Linked DNA regions of Homo sapiens: region 2 is linked to region 1. Evidence: chromatin contacts called from ENCODE Hi-C or POLR2A ChIA-PET data. All regions are on one chromosome and are shown on one strand. Each heading gives the region's core, a stretch centred on a gene start or an enhancer-like site at or near the end of the contact. The rest is flanking DNA. Distances are from core to core; before and after follow the strand shown.

Region 1 (6,398 bases), core at 2,593-5,092:
CCATGCACCAGCCCCGCGGAGGGCCGGCCCCTGGGCTGGGCACTGAGGTACCGAGTTAGCACCAGGGCACCACCCTTGTGGCCAGGGAGAGGGGCCAGCAATGCCTGCCCTTCCCATTCGTGCCATAGGATCCCCTCAGCTCATCCTCCCAGCAGCCTGTGAGGGCAGAATTACTGGCTCCATTCGAAGCTTAGGGCCTCAGAGTAATCCGCCCACGGTCCCCCAGCGGGGAGATGGCAGTGCCAGGATTTAACTCCACAGGTGTCCTGTTGCCACCCCCTCCTTCCCAGAACAAAACAGATAACACCAGGTGTACCCAACCCCGGGGAACTGTGCTAAGTGTTGTGGTTCTGAGGAGGAAATGACTCAGCAGTCAGGAAGTCTTCCTGGATGAGAAGGCAGTGACCGAGCGGGGAGAATCTCAGCAGCTTCACACAGCCAGGCGGGACACCCCAGCAGAGGAAGGAGAGGCTGGGGAAGAGCAGAGCAGCTGGTGGCCCTGAGTGTGGTGGGAGCCAGAGGGGGGAAACGGTGCTCGTGCCCAGGGCAAGGGAAATAAGAAAGGGGGAGGGAGAGGCAGCACCGAGGGCCTGCGGGCGCTGGGCTGGAAGCACGTCAGCAGGGGGGCCACAAAGGGTGTGGTGGGAGAGGACTGGCCCGTGCTGTGGGAAGTGCTCACACGCACTCACACCCAGTCACACACACACTCATACATACACACAGGCGCGCACACACACACTCATATACATACACCTATACATACACACAGGGACAGGCGCACACACACCCACTCACACATAGGCACAGGCACACACACACACACCTCTACACACAGGCACACTCACCTTTACTCGCACACACTTATACATATGCACAGCCACACTCACACACACACACTTACACACAGGCACACACACATACATACACCTATACATACAGGCACTCACACCCACTCACACACACACATACACACAGGCACAGGCACTCACACCCACTCACACATACAGGCACAGGCACACACATGCACTTACACACAGGTACACTCACCCTCACGCACATGTATACATACTTACACACAAGCACACTCACACACTTATACACACAGCCACACTCACACCCCTCTACATACACACAGGCATACTCGCCCTTACACACACTTATACATACACACAGGCCCACTCTCTCACACACACTCATGTATACACACAGGCACACCCTCACAGACATACTCATAGGCCCACTCACACACACTCATATATACGCACAGGCACTCACACCCACTCTTACACTCATACAGGCACACACACACACCTCTACACACAGGCACACTCACCCTCACTCACACACACTTATACATACGCATAGGTCCACTCACACACACACACACACATAAGCACAGGCACACACACATACAGACACACACAGACACGCTCACACCCACAAACACCTCTACATACACACAGGCACACTCACACCCTCATTCACACATAAATACACATATGCGGACAGCACTTATACATCCTTACACACAGGCACACTCACACATACACCCTTACACACAGGCACACTCACACTTACATGTAGGCTCACCTACACATATATACTCACAGGCATAACCCCCACACACACATGCAGCCACCCCTCCCCCCACACACACATGCACACTCACCCCCACACTCACACATGCATGCACATTCACCCCCCCACACACGCATGCCCACACTCACACACATGCATGCACACTCACCCTCATGCTCACACACACTCGCACACTCACCCTCATGCTCACACACCCTCGCACACTCACCCCACTCACACACTCGCACACTCACCCCACTCACACATGCACACTCACCCCACTCACACACATGCACACTCACCCCACACACATGCACACTCACCCCCCACACTCACATGCACATTCACCCCATGCTCACATGCATGCACACTCACCCCCACGCTCACACACAAAAACACCTCCACACTCACAAACATGCATGCACACTCACCCACACACATGCACACTCACCCACATGCTCACATACATGCACTCACCCCCACACTCACATACACACTCACCCCCCACTCACCCCATGCTCACATACATTCACACTTACCCCCATGCTCACACATGCATGCACACTCACCCCCACATTCACACATGCATGCACACTCACCCCCACACTCACTCACCTCCATGCTCACACACATGTACACTCACCCCCACACATGCATGCACACTCACCTTCACACACACGCATGCACACCCCTGCACTCACACACACCCATGCTCACACATGCACACTCATCCCCATGCTCACACACATGCATGCACTCACCCCACACATGCATGCACTTACCCCCATGCTCACACACGCATGCACACTCACCCCCATGCTCACACACATGCACACTCACCCCCACACTCACATACATGCTCACCCCCATGCTCACATATGCACACTTACCCCCACACTCACAATGCATGCACACTCACCCCCACTCACAATGCCTGCACTCACCCCCACACACATGCATGTACACTCACCCCCACTTTCACACACATGCATGCACACTCACCCCCACACTCACACACATGAATGCACACTCACCCCCACGCTCACACACATGCACGCTCACCCCCACACTCACACACATGCATGCACACTTGTACACTCACCCCACTCACACACATGCATATACACTCACCTCTTGCTCACACACACATGCATGCACACACACACCCCCATGCGTACACACACATGCACTCACCCCCACGCTCACATACATATGCATGCATACCCCCCATGCTCTCACACACACATGCACACTCACTTCCACGGTCACACACACGCATGATCATATGCATCCACACATCCACATATGATGTCCTCATGCACAGTGGCAAGGAGTCTTTCTCCCAGAGCAACCCTTGTTGGGGGCCTGCACCAACACCACTGTTACAGCCTGGAATGGTGTCCAGAGACCCCCACCAGGGCCCATCCCCCGAGCAGCCAGGCCACTGCCCGGAAGGCCAGCCGCAGGTCAGCCCTGTGGAATGCAGAGCTCTCAGACCTACGCGGTCACTTGGCCATGACCAGTGTCTGGCTCTTTGCCTCTCTTTGTTCTCTTCTTAGGTTTTAACTTTCCAGAGTGATCCTAAAGGGCCAGTTACTCTGCTTTTAGGGGGCCTGGGTGGTCAGGAGGCAGATCAGAAGAGGAAGGCAAGCGTGCAGGTGCCCCGCTGGCCCTGCGAGGGCACAGCTCTGGTGCTGCCCTCATGCCTGGGGTGGGTGGGCACCTCAGGAAGCCCGGGAATCCAGCGGCCAGGCCTGGCATCCTCACCCCCAGCCCTGTCACCTTTGCCCCAGTTTTCTCGCCTCCAACTTGGACGTTTTAGAGCAGCTGAGTTTCATCTCAGGGAAGCCCTGCTCCCTTGGCACAAGCCTCGTTTGTTTCCTGCGGGATTTTTGATATGGGTTAGAAACCAAACTTCCTACTCAGCAGTGTGAAAGCCTTGATGGCCGGAGTAGACGTCTGGTCAACAATTTTATTTCCGTATGAGAAGAAAAAGCTGGAGCCAGGATTTAAATCCCTCGGTCCCTGGGTATCAGCTCTGTGGGACCAATTCACAGACTCCCGGAGGGTTTAGCCGATCCAAGCTGCAGGGGGTTCGGCTGGAGCCCCCTTTATTAAAAAGTGCAGCCCCTGGTGATGTGCACCCACATTCCTTCGAGAGTCAGTTACGCATCTTACAGCAGAGGAAATGAGGGACAACATGGCAGCCCCAGTGGCACCGGCTGCAGAAGCCCAGGGAGGCTCACAGCCAGCCTGTCTGCTGGCCCCGCCTCCTCCCAGGCACCGGCTGGGTTCCATCCAGGCAGGAGCGGTGGCCTTTTGGCTCAGGGTTTCCTGCCTCGGACGGCTGCATCCTTGGACCCTGATGGCCAAAGCACACATTCCCCTCAGCCCTGTGTGACCAGCCACACTCTTCCTGGGGTCCAGCTGCAGCTGAGAGCCCAGGTGTGGGACCTACCCAGTGGTATCCTAATTAGCTCAGGTGTGACCCATAAGAGGGACAGTGATAACCGGGCACACAGAATGGGGAAGGACCCAGATCTCCTCGTCATTGTAAGAGTGGGCATCTGCTGAGCGCCCCCATGTGACAAGACTGTACCAAGCATTTGGGGTGCATTTAGGCCTCCCCACCGGCTCATGAGACAGGTCCTCTCCCCTGACACCCCAGCCACTGCCACGGCAACAGTCTGGTGCTCCTGACTCAGAAGTGCTAATAAAGAGCTTCCTAGTGTCGATGGCAGCTCAGCCCAGGTACAGTCCACCCAGGATACTCCTCCAGGGCCTACAGTGTCCAATTCTCCAACCCAGGAGACCCAGGCGGCGGGAAGAAGGGGCTGGACAACCACATCATCTCCAGCTCTGCATTTGAGATGCATTTTCCTCAAATGCTGCTGCAAGCTACATTCTTCTCTCGACCCAAGAGAAATTATAGACCTTCCTGACATTCCACAGTTGTGAACACTATTTTTAAAATAGAGCCAGCCTCCCGGTTATGGCTCAAATATGACATGCAGCAGGGGCGCTCTGCACTGCTTTACATGCAAGCTGTGAGAAAGGACAGCCCCAAGTGTCATCCTTCCCAGAGTGAAGAAAGAGCCTCCATGGAGGCCACCCTCAGTCACTAGGGGCCGAAGCATGTCTGCAGTTGAGGGGGTCAAGGAACATGCCCCAGATCTCACAGGCTGGGGCTGTCTGGTGTTCCAACTGGATCAGCAGCCCTGAGCTCCAGCCTGTGGGGCAGGGCCACCTGCACGGTCCAGATGGACAGGGTCAGGGATCCTGTGGTTAAAATCCTTCTCCTTAATAACACCCAAGGGAGTTATTTCACCAGACCCTTATAGAGCCTGCAAAAGAATTAGTTACAAATAGCAACATCATCAATGACAGTAGTAAGGAAGAGAAGCATTTGTTAGTATGTGATAGAGGCAAGGTAGAGCTATAGACCCATGTAATGTGCATTATTTAGTTTGGTGCTCACAACAACTAGCAGGCATGCTATAATCCCCATTTTCAGGTAAGACTATGAGGATGAGACAGGTGGGATGGGTGAGGTGACTGTTCACAGCACAGGTTGGAGTAGTGTATTAGTCCATTTTCACGCTGCTGATAAAGACATACCTGAGACTGGGCAATTTACAAAAGAAAGAGGTTTAATGGACTTACAGTTCCACATGGCTGGGGAGGCCTCACAATCATGGCAGAAGGCAAGGAGGAGCAAGTCACATCTTACATGGATGGCAGCAGGCAAAAAGAGAGTTTGTGCAGGAAAACTCCTGTTTTTAAAACCATCAGATCTCATTTGCTATCATGAGAACAGCACAGGAAAGACCCACCCCATAATTCAATCACCTCTCTCTGGGTTCCTCCCATGACACGTGGGAATTGCGGGAGTTCCAATTCAAGATGAGATTTGGGTGGGGACGAAGCCAAACCATATCAAGTAGGAGGTGGAGCTGGCAAGCCTGAATCACTGCAAAGCCACCTGGTGACCACCCAGGTAGACTTGGAGCATGACGCCATGTTCCTCCTCACCCACCCCAGTGCATATGAACATGCAGTGAGCTTCTGATGTGGGCACCCAGCCCTGTGCTGCACTCTTCTGTGCCCCATGCTTCCTGCATCAAAGTCATAATTGCCTGGCATTAGGGTTTTTACAAGAATTTCGAAGAATTCTCAGTGTCTGCACTTAGACAAGGTTCGAACTTTCTCTGGGGCCTCCATTCTCGGTTTCTGTAGATCTGGTTCTCTTGGTTCTGTTCTGGCTACTGCACAGAAGTGTGTACAGCTGCGTGGTAGGAGGGGCCATCCCTATGGCTGCGTGGTAGGAGGGGCCAGCCCTATGGCTGCGTGGTAGGAGGGGCCAGCCCTATGGCTGCGTGGTAGGAGGGGCCAGCCCCATTGCTTATTCTGGGAGGTGTTGCTCTCAGGTTCCCTTCATTTCTTCTGGGGTGACAATTTGGTTGCCCCACCTGGCTTTCTGACAGGACGTGAATAACATCCTTAGAAAGTCACCCTTTGCACAGACTCCATTGCTTTCTGAGACATCACACAGATCCTGCCCCTGGTAGCTGGGTTTAACCACAGTCCTCTCTTTCCATGAGGCTTGTAGGTCTACATGGGAGAAAGGAACCACCTTAGCTTTCCAGGATCTTGCCTTCTATTTGGGGAACAGCCCTACAACCCTTTAACCTTCTAGAAGCCACCCCTGGGCACCTGGTGAAAGACATTTTCAGTAAACCTGATGACATTTAAGCCAGCAGGTTCTTGGCAAGCTAAGACACCCCTCCTGGAAGAAGAATGCTGACAGTGTCTCAGTCTCT
Region 2 (6,398 bases), core at 3,899-6,398, 200 kb after region 1:
AAAATAGGACACAGTCCCACCCAGCCCCCAGCCTAGCCCGCCTCTGGGTTCTGAGGACAGCCACTCTTCCATCTTCCTCCCGAATTTGTTCCCCCAAAATTCCTAGAAAGCCAACCCAGGGCTCCCTGCAGGTGAAGCATGCATGTGAGACAAATATGTCAGATGGCCCTGTCCTTCCTGATGCCTCAGGAATCCTGCCTGCCTCGGGACAGTGCAGGGCTGGAGGGAGACGGAGAGCTCCCCACTGCAGCTTCGAGCCAAGGAGGTGACAATGATTTTTTTTTTTTGAGACACAGTCTCACTTGTCGCCCAGGCTGGAGTGCAGTGATGTGATCTTGGCTCACCGAAATCTCCACCTCCCAGGTTCAAGCAATTCTCCTGCATCAGCCTCCCAAGTAGCTGGGATTAGAGGCACGTGCCACCACACCTGGCTAATTTTTGTAGTAGAGACGGGGTTTTGCCATGTTAGCCGGGCTGGTCTCAAACTCCTGACCTCAAGTGATCCACCCACTTTGGCCTCCCAAAGTGCTGGGATTACAGGCGTGAGCCACTGCACCCAGCCAGAGGTGAGGATCTTTGTGCCTCTCCAGCCTGGGCAGAAACGCAAAGGTTCTGGGTCACTGCAGAGCCCTAGAGATGAAATTAGAGATCACTAGTGGGTCCTAAGGACCTCTGGACAGGGGTCAAAATAGGCTGGGTTCCACATCACACACCGGGGCCTGTTGGGGGGTGGGGGGCAAGGGGAGGAAGAGCATTAGGACAAATACCTAATGCATGCGGGGCTTAAAACCTAGATGATGGGTTCATAGGTGCAGCAGACCACCATGGCACATGTATACCTATGTAACAAACCTGCACATTCTGCACATGTATTCCAGAACTTAAAGTAAAATTTTTTTTAAAGTAGCCTGGGCTCTAGTTTGTAAAATGCCCCCACGCCCCGCCCTGACTTCTGGAAATTGTTCTTCCTAGGCCCCCAGGGCTCTGCTCCCTCCCATGTCTCCTCCTCCAGCTCCCTTCTCCATCCCTACCCTCCCCGGCAGGTTCCCTGGTCCAGTCCATTCAATGTTGGGATTCCTCGAGGTCCGTCCCAAACCCTCTTCTGAGCCTGCCCTCTCCCTGGGCCATCTCAGTCACCCCTTCTTATACACAGATTTGTTTTCAATAGAAGTTACAATGAGTGCGCCTGCCTCTCCCGCCTCTCATCTACCTCCTCCGCTTCTTCTGCCTCAGCCACCCCAAGACAACAAGACCAACCCCTCTTCTTCCTCCTCCTCAGCCAACTCAAGGCAAAGACAATGAGGATGAAGACCTTTACGATGATCCACTTCCACTTAATAAATAGTAGATGTATTTTCTCTTTCTTATGATTTTCTTAATTTTCTTTTCTCTACTTTATTGTAAGAATAAAGTAATACATATAACATACAAAATATGTGTTCATTGAGTGCTTATGTTATCAGTAAGGCTACTGGTCAACAGTAGGCTATTAGTAGTTAAGCTTGGGGGAACTTAAAAGTTATACATGGATTTGTTAACCCCTGTGTTGTTTATCGGTCAACTGTACAGTCATGTTTGTTACCCCAGTGAATCCTTACAACCTCCCTGCCAGATACGGGCATCCATTTCACACATGAGCAAATGGAGACTCAGCAAAGGGAAGAGATTTGCTTCATGCAAAGTAATCAGTGCACTGTTGGACACCCACCTGCTCACATTTTCTGGACAGCCAGATTCATTTCCTTCTTGTGGCTGGAGGTGCCCTTTGGCAGGCCCTGCCCAGGCAAACTGCCAGGCCAGACAGTGGGTTCTCGGTGCCCTCTGGCAGGCCCTGCGCAGGCAAACTGCCAGGCCAGAGAGTGGGTTCTCGGTGCCCTCTGGCAGGCCCTGCCCAGGCAAACTGCCAGGCCAGACAGTGGGTTCTCGGTGCCCTCCTCTGGAAGTGCCCCTCTCTTGCCTCATGCCTCTCTAACCAAGAAGTATCCAGGGAACATGGGGACCCAGCTGGAAGAGACCCCTGTTTATCTTCAGGACCCAGGATGGACTGCAGCAGGGAGCTGCAGTGATCACATACACATGCTCACACAGATACATGCATGCACACACACCCCAAGGCGGGGCACCAACATGCCAATGAGGCAGCACCAGCTCTGCCATCTTCATGCTGTGTGACCTTGAGCGAGTTACCCAACCTCTCTGAGCCTCAGTTTCTGCAATATAAAAATGGAGACAAAGGCCAGGCACTGTGGTTCACGCCTGTAATCCTAGCACTTTGGGAGGCCGAGGCAGGTGGATCACCTGAGATCAGGGGTTCGAGACCAGCCTGGCCAACATGGTGAAACCTCATCTCTACTAAAAACACAAAAATTAGCTGGGCATGGTGGCAGGTGCCTATAATCCTAGCCACTTGGGAGGCTGAGGCAGGAGAATCGCTTGAACCCAAATGGCAGAGGTTGCAGTGAGCTGAGATCATGCCACTGCACTCCAGGCTAGGCAAAAGAAGGAAACTCCATCTAAAAAAAAAAAAAAAAAAAAAGGAGACAAAAATACCAACTTCTTGGAGTTTTATGAAGATTAAATGAGAATTCATAAGAAAGAATTTTGCAGTTAAAGGCCATGTAATAAGAGACTTATCATCATCGTGTTAATTATTTCAGTCTTCTTAATATTATCATTATCATTGAGAGCCCAGGGTGTCCTCTCCAACTAAATCAGAAAGACCAAGACATTATTAAAATGCAATTGAAGGGCCGGGCATGGTGGCTCATGCCTGTAATCCCAGCACTTTGCGAGGCCGAGGCAGGAGAATCATGAGGTCAGGAGTTCAAGACCAGTGTGGCAAACGTGGTGAAACATCGTCTCTACTAAAAATACAAAAAAATTAGCTGGGCGTGGTGGCAGGCACCTGTAATCCCAGGTACTCAGGAGGCTGAGGCAGGAGAATCGCTTGAACCTGGGAGGCGGAGGTTGCAGTGAGCCAAGATCGAGTCACTGCACTCCAGCCCCAGCAACAGTGCGAGGCTCCATCTCAAAAAAAAAAAAGAAAAAGAAAAAATGCAATTGAACAGCCAAGATAATCCTTGGGTAAGGATTAAGGATAGCACAAGAGGGTGGAGAAATGTCCCTGGACCTGATAAAAGACCATAGTCACCGGTCCTGTTGGCCCAACGCCTGGGGTGCCTGTTCTGGGCAAGGACCTGACTCCTCAAGGCCTCCCCCCAAACCCCCAGCTACATGGGGAGGTTCCTGGGAACATCCAGCCCTGCAGACCTCCTTCTCCTCTCACAAGGCTGCCTCGTGGGCCAGAAGCCCATCTCCAGGGCAGTCTCAGTCCAGGGAAGGTGTCCTCAGAGTGTTCCCCCGACCCCAGCTCCCTCCCGCCGGCCCCTTCCTGTCCTCCTTTCCTCTGGCTCCTCCTTGGGTCAGGCAGCTTCTGGAGATCCCGCCCTCAAGAGTCCAGGCATGGCCACCTGCCCCTCAGTCCCCGTGGGAGATCCTCCGAGCCTGAGCCCCATGGGTGCAGAGAGTACTGGCCAAGGTGGGTAAGAGCCTCTCCCAGGGCAGCCCATGACAGGCTCCTCATCCTGCACAGGTCCCCTTGGATCACACGCGTGGGTTTAGGGGTGCAGGAATGAGGTCTTCCCAACATTCCAGACCACGGGGGATAGTTCCTCCCGGCTCCAAACCATATGCCCACCCTGAAGCTCCATGCTGCAGCCAGAGACCCTGAGGCACAGGCTGGGGGAGCAGAGGAAGCCACGACCCACCCTGGGTGAAACTTGGCATCACCAGTGTCCCTGCAGCAGGAGTCCCCCCCACCCCACCACAGGACAGCTGTGGTCTCAAGCCCCTGAAGGCTCCATGGCCCCGAGATCCAGGCCAACACTGCCCCACTCAGCTCTCACGCATTGCCACCAACACTCCCAGCCCCACGAAGGAAAAGAAAATCCCCCACTCAGCTCTCATGCATTGCCACCAACACTCCCAGCCCCGCGAAGGAGAAGAAAATCATTTTTCCTCTGAGCACAGCTGAGACAGGCAAATTCTCAAAGAAGCGCTGAGGATGGTGAAAGGAAATCTAATCTTGCCACTTACTGAGAGCTCAGGCCGCCGTCCCGTGAGTGGCCTCCCATCTCCCTCCTGGGTCCCTTGTCTTTGTCCCAGCTTCTTCCTTAGCTGTGCTCACTAAGTGCGCAAGGATTTGAACCAGCCCTGTGCCCATCAGGGGAATTCCCAGGCAATGCAGGTTGCCAAGGACATCTATAGGCCCAGAGCACCGCGAAATACAGGCCTGGGGGAGGCACTCAACCTGTGAGCTGAGCAGATTTGCTGGCGGCGAAAGCTCCCAGCAACCTCACCCCTCTGGTGGGATGCCCCAGGCTTCTGCTTCCCGAGACCCCCCGGGGGAGAGGGGTCAGCTGCCCCTAATAGTGAGCCTTCCCGGGCTCACCTCTCCACGACAGGTGCTTCCAGGATCACCTCCCAAATACATCCCCCTCCCTCCAATGCCGGTCTCAGGGTCTGCTTTAGGAGTGAGGAAACCAAACCAAGATAGAGGACAAAGACTGAGAGTTTGGCAAAGGAAGGACTCAAAGAAGTGGTCCATGATAGAGGAGACAGGATGGAGGCACTTCTGTGTCGTTTGAGTCTCACTATGGTCCTTTAGCGTAGGTGATATTATTCCCATGTCTCAGCTGCAGCCATTGAGGCTCAGACACGCCCCAGATTCCCCACTGAGGACAGGTGAAGCTGGGATTCAAACCCAGGCCACTGACCGGAGCCCAGGTCCCAGATGCTTCCAGGCAGAGCTGGGGGAAATGGCATGTTCTCTGGAACTGGGACATTTTCAACCATTCCATGAAGTTAATACGATGACAGAAAACTGGCTCATTGAGTCCCTGGGACTGAGGAGAAGGCAGTCAGAGGGAGGACCACGTTTTATGCTCCCGATCGCCCCATCCCCTCCCCCCGCAGGCCTCGTGCTTCCCACCACCCGCTCATTCATTCCGCACGTTGAACAGCCTCATCTCCCTCTTTTCCCTTATCTCAAAAAGCCCAGAGCTCAGCTTTCTCTTCAAAAGCTCCGCTAATGAGAAGCACATTTGATTTCCTCGGGGGAGGCAGCTGTGGGATGAGAGCCGGAAGTGTAAACTCTGCTGGTGGCTGAATCATCGCGGTGCTTCTTAACTTTTTATGGCGATGTTTTCTAATTTTCTAAAAACACATAGAAGAATGAGGCTCATCGCTCTCGTTATCGGCATTGACTGGAGTGGAGTTCAAAAGGCTACAGATGGTGTTGAAATATTCTCCACAGGCTGGGGAGGCCGGCGTTCAGAACCCAGGGCCCCGCCCTCCTCGGGCCAGGCACGGGGAAGGCAGGACCCAGGGGAGCAGCCAGCACTGCGCATGCTGGGAGTGTTCAATAAATACAGGCTGAATGAATGAATGAACTGATGCAACCAAAACTTTCTTTTTCTCCAAGGAAATTAAAATGATTGGCCTATGACGACCCATTAATAAGATGGAATATGATACAGTCAAAAACTTAATGACTGGGAGAATATGTAATGACAGTGATAAAGTATTCCCCTTTTATTTTTAAAGTGAAAAGCAAATTGAAAAAAATAGAATTAGATCCGAGCTTTATTTTCAACACATGTACATAAATAAGCCAGGCACAGAAAGACAAATGTCATGCATTCTCACTTATTTGTGGGATCTAAAAATCAAAACAATTGAATTCATGGACATAGAAAGTAGAAGGATGGTTTCCGGAGGCTGGGAAGGATAGTTAGGGGTGGGGGCAGGGAGAGGGGGGATGCTTAATTAGTACAAAAAAAATAGAAAGAATGAGGCAGGGCGTGGTGGCTCAAGTCTGTAATCCCAGCACTTTGGGAGGCCAAAGTGGGCGGATCGCCTGAGGTCAGGAGTTCGAGACCAGCCTGGCCAACGTGGTGAAACCCCGTCTCTACTAAAAATACAAAAATTATCCGGGCGTGGTGGTGGGCGCCTGTAACTCCAGGTACTCGGGAGGCTGAGGCATGAGAATCACTTGAACCCGGGAGGTGGAGGTTGCAGTGAGCCGAGATTGCGCCACTGCACTCCAGCCTGGGCAATAGAGCGAGACTCCATCTCAAATTAAAAAAAAAAAAAAAAGAAAGAATAAGACCTACTATTTGATAGCACAACAGAGTGACTATAGTCAATAACTTAATTGAACATTTTAAAATAACTGAAAGTGTAATTTGATTGTTTATAACACAAAGGATAAATGCTTGAAGAGATGGATCCCCATTCTCCATAATGTGATCATTATGCATAAAATGCCTGTATCAAAACATCTCATGCACCCTGTAAATATATACACCTACTATGTACCCACGAAAGTAAAAATAAAA

Evidence for each region. Hi-C counts contacts between places; a loop is a spot of excess contacts on that map. ChIA-PET counts read pairs that join two places held with the same protein, here RNA polymerase II (POLR2A). Pooled maps may share reads with other maps.
Region 2: a map of CD8-positive, alpha-beta T cell shows a loop between it and region 1 (1.9-fold over the local background). The contact joins two enhancer-like sites. A Hi-C loop is called at or near these places in 4 of 168 maps with a recorded cell type or tissue (CD14-positive monocyte, CD8-positive, alpha-beta T cell and chondrocyte) and 9 of 50 pooled maps. POLR2A ChIA-PET finds 5 or more read pairs at or near these places in 2 of 52 experiments (MCF 10A and activated naive CD8-positive, alpha-beta T cell).

The regions. Positions count from the first base shown.
Region 1 is chr10:124,152,854-124,159,251 of GRCh38, forward strand. No RefSeq gene overlaps it. Among named protein-coding and RNA genes, the nearest start is that of CHST15, 62 kb to the left of the region's middle. RefSeq lists a silencer at 482-741. Within about 2 kb of position 3,843, at least 14 of the 41 ENCODE cell types and tissues checked have a DNase peak (open chromatin) inside an H3K27ac peak, as active enhancers do.
Region 2 is chr10:124,349,868-124,356,265 of GRCh38, forward strand. No RefSeq gene overlaps it. Among named protein-coding and RNA genes, the nearest start is that of OAT, 66 kb to the right of the region's middle. Within about 2 kb of position 5,149, at least 12 of the 41 ENCODE cell types and tissues checked have a DNase peak (open chromatin) inside an H3K27ac peak, as active enhancers do.